3 separate regions of the Homo sapiens genome follow, and regions 1 and 2 are each linked to region 3. Evidence: chromatin loops called from intact Hi-C (ENCODE). Cell type or tissue: natural killer cell. All regions are shown on one strand.

The links. A loop is a pair of places that touch in the nucleus more often than their neighbours do. Peaks named below come from ENCODE experiments on the same cell type or tissue, not always from the same donor. Only the 100,000 strongest peaks of a DNase experiment are listed, where the experiment ranks them.
Region 1: it touches region 3 in a loop (8-fold over the local background); 2 of 110 quality-filtered maps call a loop at or near these places.
Region 2: a loop joins it to region 3, with 2.7 times the contacts of the local background. A loop is called at or near these places in 2 of 110 quality-filtered maps.

What each region holds. Positions count from the first base shown.
Region 1 is chr19:7,184,277-7,189,276 of GRCh38, reverse strand. It overlaps INSR (insulin receptor), which reads left to right. Exons shown (of 22, transcript NM_000208.4): 3 at 4,640-4,961. Among named protein-coding and RNA genes, the nearest start is that of INSR, 110 kb to the left of the region's middle. In natural killer cell, no CTCF peak of the experiment used is centred here; a DNase peak (open chromatin) is centred at 2,666; H3K27ac peaks cover 851 bases.
Region 2 is chr19:6,659,346-6,664,345 of GRCh38, reverse strand. It overlaps TNFSF14 (TNF superfamily member 14), which reads left to right. Exons shown (of 4, transcript NM_001376887.1): 4 at 1-3,093. Among named protein-coding and RNA genes, the nearest start is that of TNFSF14, 8.3 kb to the left of the region's middle. In natural killer cell, no CTCF peak of the experiment used is centred here; DNase peaks (open chromatin) are centred at 585 and 2,395; H3K27ac peaks cover 3,213 bases.
Region 3 is chr19:6,799,608-6,804,607 of GRCh38, reverse strand. The region is part of intron 1 of VAV1 (vav guanine nucleotide exchange factor 1); the gene reads right to left. Among named protein-coding and RNA genes, the nearest start is that of VAV1, 29 kb to the right of the region's middle. RefSeq lists enhancers at 1,414-1,633, 2,516-2,585, 2,376-2,896. In natural killer cell, no CTCF peak of the experiment used is centred here; DNase peaks (open chromatin) are centred at 2,037, 2,657, 2,967, 3,517 and 1 weaker place; H3K4me3 peaks cover 2,061 bases; H3K27ac peaks cover 3,928 bases.

The DNA of each region.
Region 1 (5,000 bases), 380 kb before region 3:
GTTTGTGTTAGGCCATTGATGACGCCTCTTTTGAATGAAAGGGCTGACCCTCTGAAGTGGCTCCAGCCCAGGAAACAAGCCCCTTCCTCTTGTGTGTGTGTTTCCTTGCCAGAGTGCTGGAACTCCGTGGGTCCTGGATCATTGTTGTCTGCCTTGTATATTGCTTCCTTCAATTGAATTTCAGCCCTCAGGTTCCCACAGACAGATCAGTGTTAATGATGTTGATAATTATGATAATTATAGATACCCTCTGTAGTTAATTTCTATCAAGCCTAAAAATGTCTCTATCAAAGAATCTGATGTGTTACTGACGTCATCCTGTTTATTTCTTGCAACAGCCTTAAGAAGGAAGGAAGGGACTCTTATTAACAATCCCCCCTCCCTTTTTTTTTTTTTTTTTTTTTTTGAGATAGAGTCTCGCTCTGTCACCTAGGCTGGAGTTCAGTGGCACAATCTTGACTCACTGCAAACTCCTCTTGCGTTCAAGCGATTCTACTGCCTCAGCCTCCCGAGTAGCTGGGATTATAGGCAAGCACCACCACACCCGACTAATTTTTGTATTTTTAGTAGAGACGGGTTTCACCATGTTGGTCAGGCTGGTCGTCTTGAACTCCTGACCTCAAGTGGTCCACCCACCTCAGCCTCTCAAAGTGCTGGGATTACAAGCATCAGCCACTGTGCTTAGCCCTATTAGAACTTCCTAATATTCTTGTTTTTTTTTTTTTTTTGGACGGAGTCTCACTCTGTCAGCCAGCCTGGAGTGCAGTGGATCTCAGCTCACTGCAACCTCCACCTCCCAGGTTCAAGTGATTCTTGTGCCTCAGCCTTCTGAGTAGCTGAGTAGCTGGGATTACAGGCGCCCACCACCACGCCCAGCTAATTTCTGTATTTTTAGTAGAGTCGGGGTTTTACCATGTTGGCCAGGCTGGTCTTGAACTCCTGACCTCAAATAATCCACCCACCTCAGCCTCCCAAAGTGCTGGGATTATAGGTGTGAGCCCCCGCGCCCAGCCCCAAGATAATTTTCAAGAGTGATCCATGCCATAAGGAAAATGTAATGAGATAATGTGTTAGCTTATGAATGGAGCAGGAAGGGCGACTTCTGCTGGGGAAGTCAGGGAAGATCTGTGTAAGGACCTGAAGGATGCAAAGGAGCAAGTCACAAGGGGACAAGGGACCAGGGTGCTCCACCCAGAACAGCTTGTGCAAGGTCCTAAGGTAGGGCTGAGCCTGGGTGTGTGTGGGTGGGAGGTGCAGAAAGGAGGCCAGCCTGGGAGAAGAATTTAGCAAGACTGGCAGGGATTAGACCCCCCAAGGCCTGTAGGGAGTTGGCTTTTATTCTGTATGCCTGAACTGTCTCGTCTGGGAGACGGTAGTCATCTGTGGCTAGTAAACATTGGAATTGTGTCAGGCACAGTGGCTCATACTTGTAATCTCAGCACTTTGGGAGGCTGAGGTGGGAGGATCGCTTGAGCCAGGAGTTCGAGACCAGCCTGGGCAACATAGTGAGACCCCATTTCTACAAAAAATTAAACACTTAGCTGGGCGTGGTGGCGCATGTCCATTATTCCAGCTACCCAAGAGGCCGAGGTGGGAGGATCACCTGAGCCCAGGAGATTGAGGCTGCAGTGAACTGTCACTGTGTCACTGTACCCCAGAACCTAAGTGACAGAGCCAGACCCCATCACACACCCAAAAAAGAAATCGTTACACATTTTATCCATATGACAAAATATCACAAGTACCCCATAAATGTGTAAAATATTCTGTATCAATGTAAAACTTTTTAAAAATTTTAAACTGAAATTAAAATGAAATGCAGTTAAAAGTTTTGTTCCTTGGTAAAAATTGGAGCCCTGGTACACTGTTGGTGGGAATGTAAAATACTGCAGCTAGGCTGGGCACAGTGGCTCACACCTGTAATTCCAGTACTTTGGGGGGCCAGGGTGAGTGGATCACTTGAGGTCAGGAGTTCGAGACCAGCCTGGCCAACACGGTGAAACCCCGTCTCTACTAAAAATACAAAAAAATTAGCGGGGTGTGGTGGTGGGCACCTGTAATCCCAGCTACTCGAGGCTGAGGCAGGAGAATTCCTTGAACCCAGGAGGTGGAGGTTGCAGTGAGCCGAGATCGAGTCACTGCACTCCAGCCTGAGTGACAGAGTGAGACTCCATCTCAAAATAAATTTTTTAAAAAAGAATAAATCCTATATTATTCCACTTATATGAGGTTCCTAGAGTCATCAGAGTCACAGAGACAGAAAGTAAAATGGGATGTCGGGCGCAGTGGCTCACACCTGTAATCCCTGCACTTTGGGAGGCTGAGGCAGGAGGATCACGAGGTTAGGAGTTCAAGACCAGCCCGGCCAACATGGTGAAACCCCATCTCTACTAAAAATACAAAAATTAGCTGGGTGTGGTGGTGGGCGTCTGTAATCCCAGCTACTCTGGAGGCTGAGGCAGGAGAATCACTTGAACCCGGGAGGCAGAGGTTACAGTGAGCTGAGATCGCGCCACTGCACCCCAGCCTGGGCAACAAAGCAAGACTCCATCTCAAAAAATAAAAATAAAAAAAAAGAAAAGAAAAAGAAAGTAAAATGGCAGGTGCCAGGAGTTGGGGAGGAGGATGAGTGTGACTGTTTCATGGGGGCAGAGTTTCAGTTTGGTTAAGGTGAGAAAGTTCTGGAGATGGGTGGTGGTGATGGTTGCATAGCCACATAAAAGTATTTAATACCACTGAACTATACATTTAAACATGATTACAATGGTGAATTTTATGCTATGTGTATTTTACCACAATTAAAAAAAAAATTGGATTTCCTAGTTGCACTAAGCACATTCAGAAGCCACAGGGGAGAAGTGGCTACTATGTTGGATGGCCCAGATAGAGAACATTTCCGTCATCGCAGAAATTTCGACCAGATGGTGCTGTTCATATATGGATGTAGCTTCTGGGGCCACTTCTGTTCCCTGAGTTTGGCCGGTGGGATCCACTGTGCTGAGAATCACAGTCTGGGGATTTGGGGTGAAGAACACTCCCCAACTTTCTTTCTTATTTTTTGTTTTGTTTCATTTTTTGTTTTGAGACAGAGTCTCCCTCTGTCACCAAGGCTGGAGTGCAGTGGCATGATCTCGGCTCCCTGCAACCTCCCCTCCCAGGTTCAAGCGATTCTCCTGCCTCAGCCTCCTGAGTAGCTGGGATTACAGACGCCCACCACCACACCCGGCTAATTGTTTGTATCATCAGTAGAGATGGGGTTTCACCATGTTGGCCAGGCTGGTCTGAAACTCCTGACCTCAGGTGATCCGCCCACCTTGGCCTCCCAAAGTGCTAGGATTACAGGCATGAGCCACCACAACCAGCCTTTTTTTTTTCCTTCCTTCCTTCCTTTTCTCTCTCTCTTTGTCTCTCTCTCTCTTTTTTTTTTTTTTTTTTGACAGAATTTTGCACTTGTTGCCCAGGCTGGAGTATAGTGGCACGATCATGGCTCACTGCAGCCTCCACCTCCCAGATTCAAGTGATTCTCGTGCCTCAGCCTCCTGAGCAGCTGGGATTACAGGCATGCACCAGCACACCTAGCTAATTTTTGTATTTTTAGTAGAGACAGGGTTTCACCATGTTGACCAGGCTGGTCTCAAACTCCTGACCTCAGGTGATCCACCCGCCTCGACCTCCCAAATTGCTAGGATTACAGGCGTGAGCCACCACACCGAGCCACATTTGCATGTTTAAGTAACTAACATGTCTCCTCCATTAGACCTTGTGCTCCCAAAGGCAGGATCTGCAGCCACTTTTTTCCCCACAGTGGCCACAGTATCTAGATTAGTGCAAGCAAATGTCTGTTGAAGCAATCAGTGGTTTGGGGGCAAGTTACTTAACCTCCCTGTACCTCAGTTTCCCCATTTGTAAAACAAAAAAATAAAGGAGCTAACAGTGTATCTACTTCACATGTGGGGTGCAGCAGCATGCTGGAGTTGGCTTGCTGGAGCCAGTGGTGAAATTTTCAGGCAATTTGTGAGCCATTTGTTAAACATAGATATTCATAAAAATTACATAAACCTACAGTTAAACAAATTACATTAAAAACAAAAGTTTTTAAATTAACAAAGCTTTTTAAAAGTAACAAATACTCAAAACTCACCACCTCCTAATATCATACGATGTTTTCCTATTATTTGTGCTGTTGAGGTTATTTACTACTTTTGTGTCAATAGTAGATACATTTTGTGTATACTTATAAATACTACTTAGAGGAATGCTACTGTGTATCTTTTGTCAGCTTATGTTTAGTAACTTCATGTTGGTGGCCTGAAATCCACCACTGGTAGGAATATTTACACCATGGAAATCGGCAAATGCTATATAAATCTGGGCCTCCCTGGGCCCCTCCCTCAGGCAGCTGTTAAACATTTACAAGCTCACCAATGGTTTGGAGGCTTAAACCAGTTAATAGATGTGTCTGACATGTGGGTAATGATGTAGACGTGCCGCTTTTACTGTTAGTGTTTGGTTGGCTTTCACTGTCTGATCCAGAATTGCTGCATATGCAGACAGGAATTGGACAAAGCCATTTATTTATTTATTTATTTATTTATTTATTTATTTATTTATTTCCCTCTCTCTCTCTCTCTCTCTCCAGTTTGCCCGACCATCTGTAAGTCACACGGCTGCACCGCCGAAGGCCTCTGTTGCCACAGCGAGTGCCTGGGCAACTGTTCTCAGCCCGACGACCCCACCAAGTGCGTGGCCTGCCGCAACTTCTACCTGGACGGCAGGTGTGTGGAGACCTGCCCGCCCCCGTACTACCACTTCCAGGACTGGCGCTGTGTGAACTTCAGCTTCTGCCAGGACCTGCACCACAAATGCAAGAACTCGCGGAGGCAGGGCTGCCACCAGTACGTCATTCACAACAACAAGTGCATCCCTGAGTGTCCCTCCGGGTACACGATGAATTCCAGCAAGTGAGTTCTGGATGTGGGTCTGGGGGGCAGCCGAGAGGA
Region 2 (5,000 bases), 140 kb after region 3:
CCAAACATGGGGTAAAGTTGATTTGCCTGATATTCAGGAAGAAGGGGTGAGGGGTGGGTATTTATGCTTTTGATTCAGAAGAAAGTGGGGCTTGGGATTCCAGGGACTTGGCTGGGGGTGGGAAACTTCATCCACTTCCCTACTCTCATCATGAGTACGGACAGGGTGGGCGGGAGACTGATCATCGGGACTCATCATGAAGAGCCCAGCCCCACCCCACATACTCAGATCCCACCCACAGACTGGTGGCCACACCTCAGCCTGGTCACAAAGAGTTACACTCAGATACATGAGCACGGCAGCGTGCTCATAACTGTTTAACAACCAGCTGTCCTGGGAGGGGGACAGCTTTGTAATGTTTGCCAATTTCCATGGTGTAAATGCTACCACCATGGCTGATTTCATCACTGCCAAGCATAGACATCCCTAATAGGACACCACGGATCTGTCCCCGGCATCCGGCCCAGGGCCTGGCACAAAGCATGCTCTAGGGAAATGCTTGCTGATTGAAAGGAAGGAAGAATGACTCTACAGTCACACCTATGGCATCCCACAAAATCTGTCACATGGCTGCATAATCTCAGCCACTCTTTCACAACTATAGACTCATACACGCGAAGTGCCAGATTCATGCACAACCACACAATCACATGGAAGTCACAGACGGCATCACAGACAGTCACAGCACTGTGTGTATGTTATAACACAAGCACACAAAACTCAGACAGCATCCCAGCTACACAGCCACTCCCAGAGGTGTCACCGTCACACTTGGTAATTAATACTCATTACATTAGACACAGACAGACCAAGTTATAGTCAGACCTGGTTACACACATACACACACACAATATCACCATGACAAATACACATTACACACACACAACATCACAATGACAAACACACATTACACACACAACATCACGATGACAAACACACATTACACACACAACATCACGATGACAAACACACATTACACACACATCACAATGACAAACACAACATTACACACACACAACATCACAATGACACACACATCACACACACATCACAATGACAAACACACAACATTACACACATATACACACAGCCTGAGGGCCCTCCCCAGCCCAGACTAACACATCTCGGGGTGAGGACCAGACCTTGTTCATAACCCTGGGCCTCTTAACCACTGATCTTTGAAATAAATGGCAAATAGTTGTACCTGGATCTGTCTAGTTCTTAGGGGAACAAACTGAAGAAGGGTGGAGAGGAATTGTCAGGCCTAAAGAGCCCCACAGGGAAAGGGAGGAGTCGGATGGGGGGCAACCATCAGCAACAAGTGGTGGCTCCTAGAGGCAGAGGGATGGAGGTAATGACCCATGGAGGTCATTCTACAGATGAGGAACCTGGACCCAGTTGGCTCAAGTCCATGCAGGAAATGTGGGGGAAACCAGAGACCTCACGTCTGGATCTGGCTTCCTCTCCAATCCACAATTCCTGAGGAAGTAGAGGCTACATCCCGCAAGACGCCCTTATTAGACACATCCAGGACAGAATGACAATCCGCCAAGCCAGCTGGAAGCATAAAACACAGGGAGCTGGTGGGTTGGGTGGGGGCAGATAATGATATGCATACAAATTAGAGGGTCTATGCAAATGAGCATTGCTGCAGTGTGGCTGGAGGGAATCCTTAGTTCCTAGGATTCTAGGATATGGGTTTCGACCCCAGAGGTGAATGTATTGTTATTATTGTTTTGTTGTTGTTGTGAATGACAAGTCAAAATTTGTGGGTTATTGTTGTTATCGCCAATAGTATTCTTGTCATTGTTGCACAGTACAGAGATGAAGGAAACAGATTTTGCAATCAGATGATCCTGGGTTCTGAGTCCACTCTGCCACTCACCAGCTATATGACCTCCAGCAATTTCCATCACCTCTCAATGCTTCAGTTTCCCCATCGGCAAGATGGTTGTGGGGGGAGAGGAACAACAGTACAGATTCACCATCCCAAATTCAAAATGCTCCAAAATCTAGGCCGGGCGTGGTGGCTCATACCTGTAATCCCAGCACTTTGGGAGGTCAAAGTGGACGGATAACCTGAGGTCAGGAGCTCCAGACCAGCCTGGCCAACATGGCGAAACCCCATCTCTACTAAAAATACAAAAAATTACCTGGGTGTGGTGGGGGGCACCTGTAACCCCAGCTACTCGGGAGGCTGAGGCAGGAACCCTGGAGGTTGAGGTTGCAGTGAGCTGAGATCACACCACTGCACTCCAGCCTGGGTGACAGAGCAAGGCTCCCATCTCAAAAAACAAAAAAACATGCTCCAAAATCTGAAACTCTTTGAGCCCCAGTGTGATGCCACAAGTGGGAAATTCCACAACTCATCACATGTGATAGATTGCAGTGGAAATGCAGGCACACACCACGAAGTTTACTCAGCATCCTCAAAGGAAATCCCCGTCAGTAGCTATATATCATTTTCTCACATGCCAGATAGGTATCTCTCATCTTTTACTGTTAGGTACTTCTGTGTTGAATAGGTGGAGGAAAATGATTGCTGGTTAGTAGTATATAAATTCAGAGTCAGGAAGGATGGTGATGTCGGCTGGGTGCAGTGGCTCATGCCTGTAATTCCAATGTGATACCCTACCTTGTGTTTAACGTGATTGACTCTCCCTTAGCTGAGAGGGCCAGGCAGACTCTATTTTGGCTTCTTCGCTTGCAGTCTCTCACCCACCCCCCTTCCTCAAGGACTTAAGCTGACTCCCAGCACATCCAAGAATGCGATTACTGATAAGATACTGTGACAAGCTATATCCACAATTCCCAGGAATTCGTCCGGTTGATAGCACCCAAAGCCCCCGCGTCTATCACCTTGTGATAGATTTAAAGCCCCTGCACCTGGAACTGTTTGTTTTTCTGTTACCATTTATCTTTTTCACTTTCTTGCCTGTTTTGCTTCTGTAAAATTGCTTCAGCTCGGCTCCCTCTTCCCCTTCTAAACCAAGGTATAAAAAGAAACCTAGCCCCTTCTTTGGGGTGGAGAGAATTTTGAGCGCTAGCCGTCTCTCAGTCGCCGGCTAATAAAGGACTCCTGAATTAGTCTAAGAGTGTGGCATTTCTCTATAACTCACTCAGTTACAACATTTGGAGGCCACAGCGAGATCCGCCACCGGGTGAAATCTGGACCCGTTCCGGGCTCCCCTGGACAGACGGCGAGCTTATAGGGGAGGCGCCACCTAAAGACGTTCCAGGGACGTGTAGGCCACCGTCTTCCAGAGGGGAACGGATCGGCTGCCGGTGTCCTCAACCAAATTCAACTCCTGAGTCCTCAGTGTCTGGTCCCGGGAAGGTAAGTCAGATTTGACTCTGTTTCTCTGGGAGGGAGGTGGCCCTGATGAGGGCGTCCCTCTGACTCTGTCCATATTCCAGGACGCTGGAGGACAGAGTCCTGGTTTCTGTCTGACTCTGTTTCTCTGGGAGGGAAGCGGCTCTGATGAGGGCATCCCTCTGACTCTGTCCAAATTCCAGGATGCTGGAGGACAGAGTCCTGGTTTCTGTCAGGCATCTCTGTAAGACTAGTCTCTTTCTTTCTCTCTCTCTCTATCTCTTCTCCTCTCGTTGAGGTCTCAAGGAGACCTCTGTTTTAAAACGGGTATTGAAGAATTGTAATAAACTCTGTGTGAGTGAGTGAGTGAATGTGGAGGTCAAGGGCTCGCGCTTGAATTTTCAGTTTGTAGCTCCACGGCAAAAGCTACAGAGTTCGAGTGGGCCCTCACCTGTGGTTCCGTGGTGACCTCATAAGGCTTAGGGCAGCATTGAGCATAGCTGGATCTGAACGGGCGTTTATACCGGCCTGCCAAAGCTAAGAGGAGCCTGAGTCCTCACAAGGGGAGTGGCCAGGCGGGCATCTGACTGATCCCATCACGGGACCCCCACCCCTTGTCTGTCTATAAAAATTGTCATAATTGTCTATATACCCTAGTGTCTATTGTCCTGTTTAGTGTCTATTGTCCTGTTTGGTGTCTGTCTAAATTTCATGGGTCAGGTCACCCATATTGCCCAAGACGACTGGGCAAGGACTTCTTCAAAGTCCTTTAGTGCAGATTTTCTATTACAGGGGGTCTCAGGCGTGTCTCTTCGGGTTGCCAGGCCCAGGGGCCACTCCTCCGCCAGTTTACAAACGAAACAGCCTCCTTCCCCCACAGCAGGGGCTCCCCAACCCACGGATGAGGAGTGGGAGGTGACGGTGCTGGACCCTCTCCCCCAGGGACCCCCGCTCCTGCGCCTTCAGGCGTCAAAGACCCTGACTTCCCCGACTACCGGCGCGTCCGCACCCGGCTCAGAACGCAGGGGCCCGGACTGCTGCGGTGACCTTGGTCCCGGGCCCGGGCTTCTGAGCTGGGCTTGCAGCGCCTGACGGGGCCTGGAGGCGGGGCGGGGGGACTGCGGAGTAGTCCTGGCGACCCAGCGCTGCCCAGCACGGCTCCTCCCAGCCTGAGAAGATCCGAGTGGCCCCTTTTCCTCCTCATCCCCATCCCTTACCCCGCACATCTACCTCTGTTCTTCCGATACTGCAGCCCTCTAGGCCGTGAATTTCTCTGTCCGTGCTGGGTTTTATATTTCTGCTTAAACCTTGTTAATTGCCTCCAGAATGGGAAACTCTTCTTCCCAGCCCTGTAGAGATTGGAGCCCTCTCCAACGCATGTTACAAAATTTCTCGGCCGGGCGCGGTGACTCACGCCTGTCATCCCAGCACTTTGGGAGGCCGAGGTGGGTGAATCACGAGGTCAGGAGATCGAGACCATCCTGGCTAACACAGGGAAACCCCGTCTCTACTAAAAATACAAAACAATTAGCCGGGCGTGGTGGCAGGTGCCTGTAGTCCCAGCTACTCGGGAGGCTGAGGCAGGAGAATGGTGTGAACCCAGGAGGCGGAGGTTGCAGTGAGCCGAGATCGCTCCACTGCACTCCAGCCTGGGTGACAGAGCGAGACTCCGTCTCAAAAAAAAAAA
Region 3 (5,000 bases):
TCATCTCTACTAAAAATACAAAAGTTAGTCAGGCGTGGTGGCACGCGCCTGTAATCCCAGCTACTCAGAAGGGTGAGGCAGGAGAATTGCTTGAACCTGGGAGGCAGAGGTTGCAATGAGCTGAGATTGCACTACTGCACTCCAGCCTGGGCGACAGAGCAAGACTCTGTCTCTAAATAAATAAATAAATAAATATAAATAGGACCGCCAAACTGCCCTGAGCTGCTACTCTCAGCCTGTGGGGTAGCCCTGCAAGAGCAGTCATGGAGCTGTAACACTGCCACGGCAATAAAGCTGTTTTCGTCTACCCTACCACTGGAATCACCCTTGAATTCTTTCCTTAGCCTGTGAGGCTTCTTGGGTGAAACCAAGAAGCCTCACAGGCTAAGCCCCACTTTGGGGCTTGCCTGCCGTGCGTCACATTCTCTGGATTTGGACACATGTATGATGATGGGTATCCACTATTATAGTGTCATAGAGAGTATTTTCACTGCCGTGGAAAGCTTCCATGCTCTGCCTATCCATACCCCCTTTCCACTAACCTCTGACAACTACTGATCTTTTTACTGCTTCTACAGTTTTGCCTTTTCTGAAACATCACATAGCTGGTATCATATAGTATGTAGCCTTTTGGGACTGGCTTCTTTCACTTAGTAATATGCATTTGGGGTTCCTGCGTGTCTCTTCATGGCTTGAGAGCTCATCTCATCTCTCTTCAGTGCTGAATAATATTCCATTGTCTGCGCTGGGAGCAGTGGCTCACACCTGTAATCTCAGCACTTTGGGAGGCCGACGTGGCTGGATCACCTGAGGTCAGGAGTTTGAGGCCAGCCTGGCCAACATGGTGAAATCCCATCTCTACTAAAAATACAAAAATTAGCCAGGTGTGGTGGCAGGTGCCAGTAAACCCAGCTACTCAGGAGGCTGAGGCAGGAGAACAGCTTGGACCTGGGAAGCAGAGGTTGCAGTGAGCCGAGACCACACCATTGCACTCTAGCCTGGACAACAAGGGCAAAAGTCCATCTCTAATAATAATAATAATATTCCATTGTCTGGATGCACCACAGCTTATTTATCCATACGAGGAAGTAGGTGGAACTTGACTCTGGAGGTGGGGCTCAGACAACGGACCAAATTGAGGACTAGCTAAAACAGGGCTGGAGCAGAAGCACCTTTCCATAAGACATGCCCACCAGTGTGCCATGGCAGTTTGCCATTGTGATGGTAACACCAGCAGCTACTACTCCTTTCCCAAGGCAATGACCCGACAACCCAGAAGTTACCACCCTTTTCCTAGAAATTTGCATAATCTGCCCTTTAATTTGCATATAATTAAAGTGGGTACAAAGATGACTGCAACCCTGATTACTCCGGGCTCACAGCCTGTGGGGTAGCCCTGCTCTGCGAGGAGCAGGACTTCTGCAACTGCCGCTATGCACTTTCACTTCAGTAAAAGCTACTGTCTAACACCTCCAGCTCGCCCTGGAATTCTTTCCTGGGCAAAACAAAGAACCGTCCCAGGCTGAGCCCCAATTTAGGGCTTGCCTTGCCCTACATCGCATTCATCTACCGAAGGACAATTTGTTGCCTCCCAGTTTCAGCAATCATGAATAAAGCCGCTACAAAGACTTGAGTGTAAGTTTTTGTGTGGACATAAATGTTCAACTCCTTTGGGTAAATAGAGGACCTCAATACCTAGTACCATGTCTGACACATAGTAGATGCTCAATAAAATCTGTCGAATGAATAAATCTCCCTTTGACAGAGGAAACAACTGAGGCTCAGAGAGGGGATACTGCCCATCCCGGACCACACAGATAGGAATGGAGAACCAGATACCAGCACTGGATCCCAAAGTCTGTGCCTCTAACCTCTGTACAACACTGCCTCTTTGAACCACACTAAGCTGCTCCTGGTGCCTCTTAGAGAGTGGCATAATGAGGGCGCTCATGGGCAGGCAGATCACCAGAGACAATAGAGCAGATGGCTGTGTCTGTGGCTCGAGGGAGGAAGTTCCCTCCTGACCTCAGGGAGATCAGCTGAACCCGGAGACAGCTTCCTTCCAGTCATGTGATGCCTCAAAGAGGGGAAAGGGGGCATGATTCATCCCCTCTCCGGGCTGCGGTGGGGCCAGCTAAAGAAAGGGGCTCCATCAGACAGCAGCAGTGACTGCAGTTAGACCACCAGAAAGGACTTCCTGGTCGCCTGAAGAGTGTGAGAAAGTGGCAAAGGACAGGAGGTCCTTTATTTTTTTTAATTTTATTATTATTATACTTTAAATTTTAGGGTACATGTGCACAACGTGCAGGTTTGTTACATATGTATACATGTGTCATGTTGGTGTGCTGCACCCATTAACTCCTCATTTAGCATTAGGTATATCTCCTAATGTTATCCCTCCCCACTTCCCCGACCCCACAACAGTCCCCTGTGTGTGATGTTCCCCTTCCTGTGCCCATGTGTTCTCATTGTTCAATTCCCACCTATAAGTGAGAACATGCGGTGTTTGGTTTTTTGTCCTTGCTATAGTTTGCTGAGAATGATGGTCCTTTAAACAAACGTAGGAGAGGCATTATGAGGACGGTTCCTCCCTGCTGGGGGCAACCCCCCTCAGTGCCCCTCTTCCTTCCTCCAGGAAGAGGCGGGCACCCACTGTGCTGGCATCGTGCCCATATGCAAATCAGCACCCAGGCGCACTGCGGTGAACCCTGAGGTTCATTCTTCCCCATTTGCCAGCCAGCCTCCCATCAACAAAACCCCTGCCCAAGATGAAGAAAGAGCCAGAAAGGTCGGCTGGCTTTCCACGCTCCTTCGGGGAAGCAGTGTGCAGGGACAGAGGCCTCTGGGGTCTGGGAGAAGGGGACCCAGAGCCAAGCACGACGGCAGCAATCAACTCCCCACCCCCACCCCAGCACCAGGGAGCCGGCCGGAAACCGGAAATGCCTGTTACCAGGGCTTGGTTGGGGAGATAGAAAAAAGGGTGGGTGGAGGGGCCCTTTGCGTTCAACCCATCAGCCCCTTCATCAGGCAACCTCAAGCTCCCGAGGGTTCCCAGAGAGGGCGGGTGTGCTGTGCACCCTTTCAAAGCTCCGAAGCAGGGGTGCAGAGTGTGCACGCCTCATCCTAGCCCTCAAACCCTTCTGTGAGGAAGCCCGTCTCTCTTCTGCCCCATCCCCTACCACCCCAGCACACACTCCACTTTTCAGCACCGGTGGGAGGGTCAGGCAGATCTGGTTCGACTCCCAGACCAGCCCGGCAAGTTGAGGGAGCTTGGATGGGATCATTTTGCTTTCCGTTGATTCAATTGACTCATCTGTACGTCGGGAATGAAAATACTTGACCCAATGTTTGCGGTAGAGCCTGGTGTGAAACCCAGCACCCCAGACCCGGTCATGCATTAATTCAGCAAGCATGTGTGGAATGCCTACTGTATGCCAAGCACCAGAACCTAATGGTGATCAAGACAAACAGAGCTCTGCCCTTACAGGGCTTATGTAATCCAGCCAGGAGACAAACACTAAGCAGTCAGCAAGGTGAATAATTGATGATGAGGGTGGTGAGAGGGTGTGCCGGGAAGCACAGAGAGCTATGGGACCTGGTTAAATGCAGGAGGCACCTGGTAAGGCTTTGGGGTGGTACAGGAGAGAATGGTGCCATGCAGGCGACAAAGAGATGGTGAGCGGCTGGGTGCGGTGGCTCACGCCTGTAATCCCAGCACTTTGGGAGGCTGAGGCGGGCGGATCACTTGAGGTCAGGGGTTCAAGACCAGCCTGGGCAACATGGTGAAACCCCGACTGCACACACACACACACACAAAAATTTGCCAGGCGTGGTGACAGGCGCCTGTAATCCCAGCTACTCTGGAGGCTGAGGCAGGAGAATCGCTTGAACCCAGGAGGCGGAGGTGGCAGTGAGCCGAGATCACGCCACTGCACAGCCTGGGCAACAGACCGAGGATGTCTCAAAAAAACAAAAAACAAAACAAAACAAAAAAAAGAAGCTGGGTGTGGTGGCTCATGCCTGTAATCCCAGCACTTTGGGACGCTGAGGTGGGTTGATCACTTGAGGTCAGGAGTTTGAGACGCGCCTGGCCAACATATAGTGAAACCTGTCTCTGCTAAAAATACAAAATTAGCTGGGTGTGGTGGAACACGCCTGTAGTCCCAGCTACTTGGAAAGCAGAGGAAGGAGAATCGCTTGAACCCAGGAGGCAGAGGTTGCAGTGAGCCGAGATCATGCCACTGCACTCCAGCCTGGGCAACAGAGCAAGACCCCATCTCAAAAAAAAAAAATGAGACAGATAGTGAAGCAAAGAAGAGAAGCATGCTGAGCAGCTGGCAGGAACATCACATGGCAGATCCACTTTGGAAAAGTTGGTACGTTTTCCTTGTTATTACTATTATTTTTTTACCTTGCAATTCCAGCACAAAGGAAGAAAAGTTGGTACATTTTCTTCTTATTAAAAAAAAAAATTAAGAAACAGAGCCTCACTATGTCGGTCAGGTTGGTCTCAAACTCCTAGGCTCCAGCAATCCTCCCGCCTCAGTTCCCCAAAGTGCTGGAATGACAGGCATGAGCCGCCGTGACTGGCCTGGTAAGTTTTCTTAAAACATTAAGCATGCACCTATCATACGATATATTCCATTACCAGGCATTTACTCAAGAGAAATGAAAGCACATGTCCATACAAAGACTTGTACAGAATGTTCATAGCAGCTTGATTCTGTTTTCTTTTCTTTCCTTTTTTTTTTTTTTTTTTTTTTGAGACAGTCTCAGTCTGTCACCCAGGCTGGAGTGCAGCCTGGCCCAATCACAGCTCACTGCAGTCTCAAATTCCTGGGCTCAAGCAATCCTCCTGCCTCAGCCTTCCAAAGAGTTAGGACTACAGGCATGTGCCACCATATCCAGCTAGCAACTTGATTCATGATAGCCAAAAGTGCCATCAGTAATTCAAACCTCAACCAAGGGGAACATCACACACTGGGGCCTGTCGGGGGCTG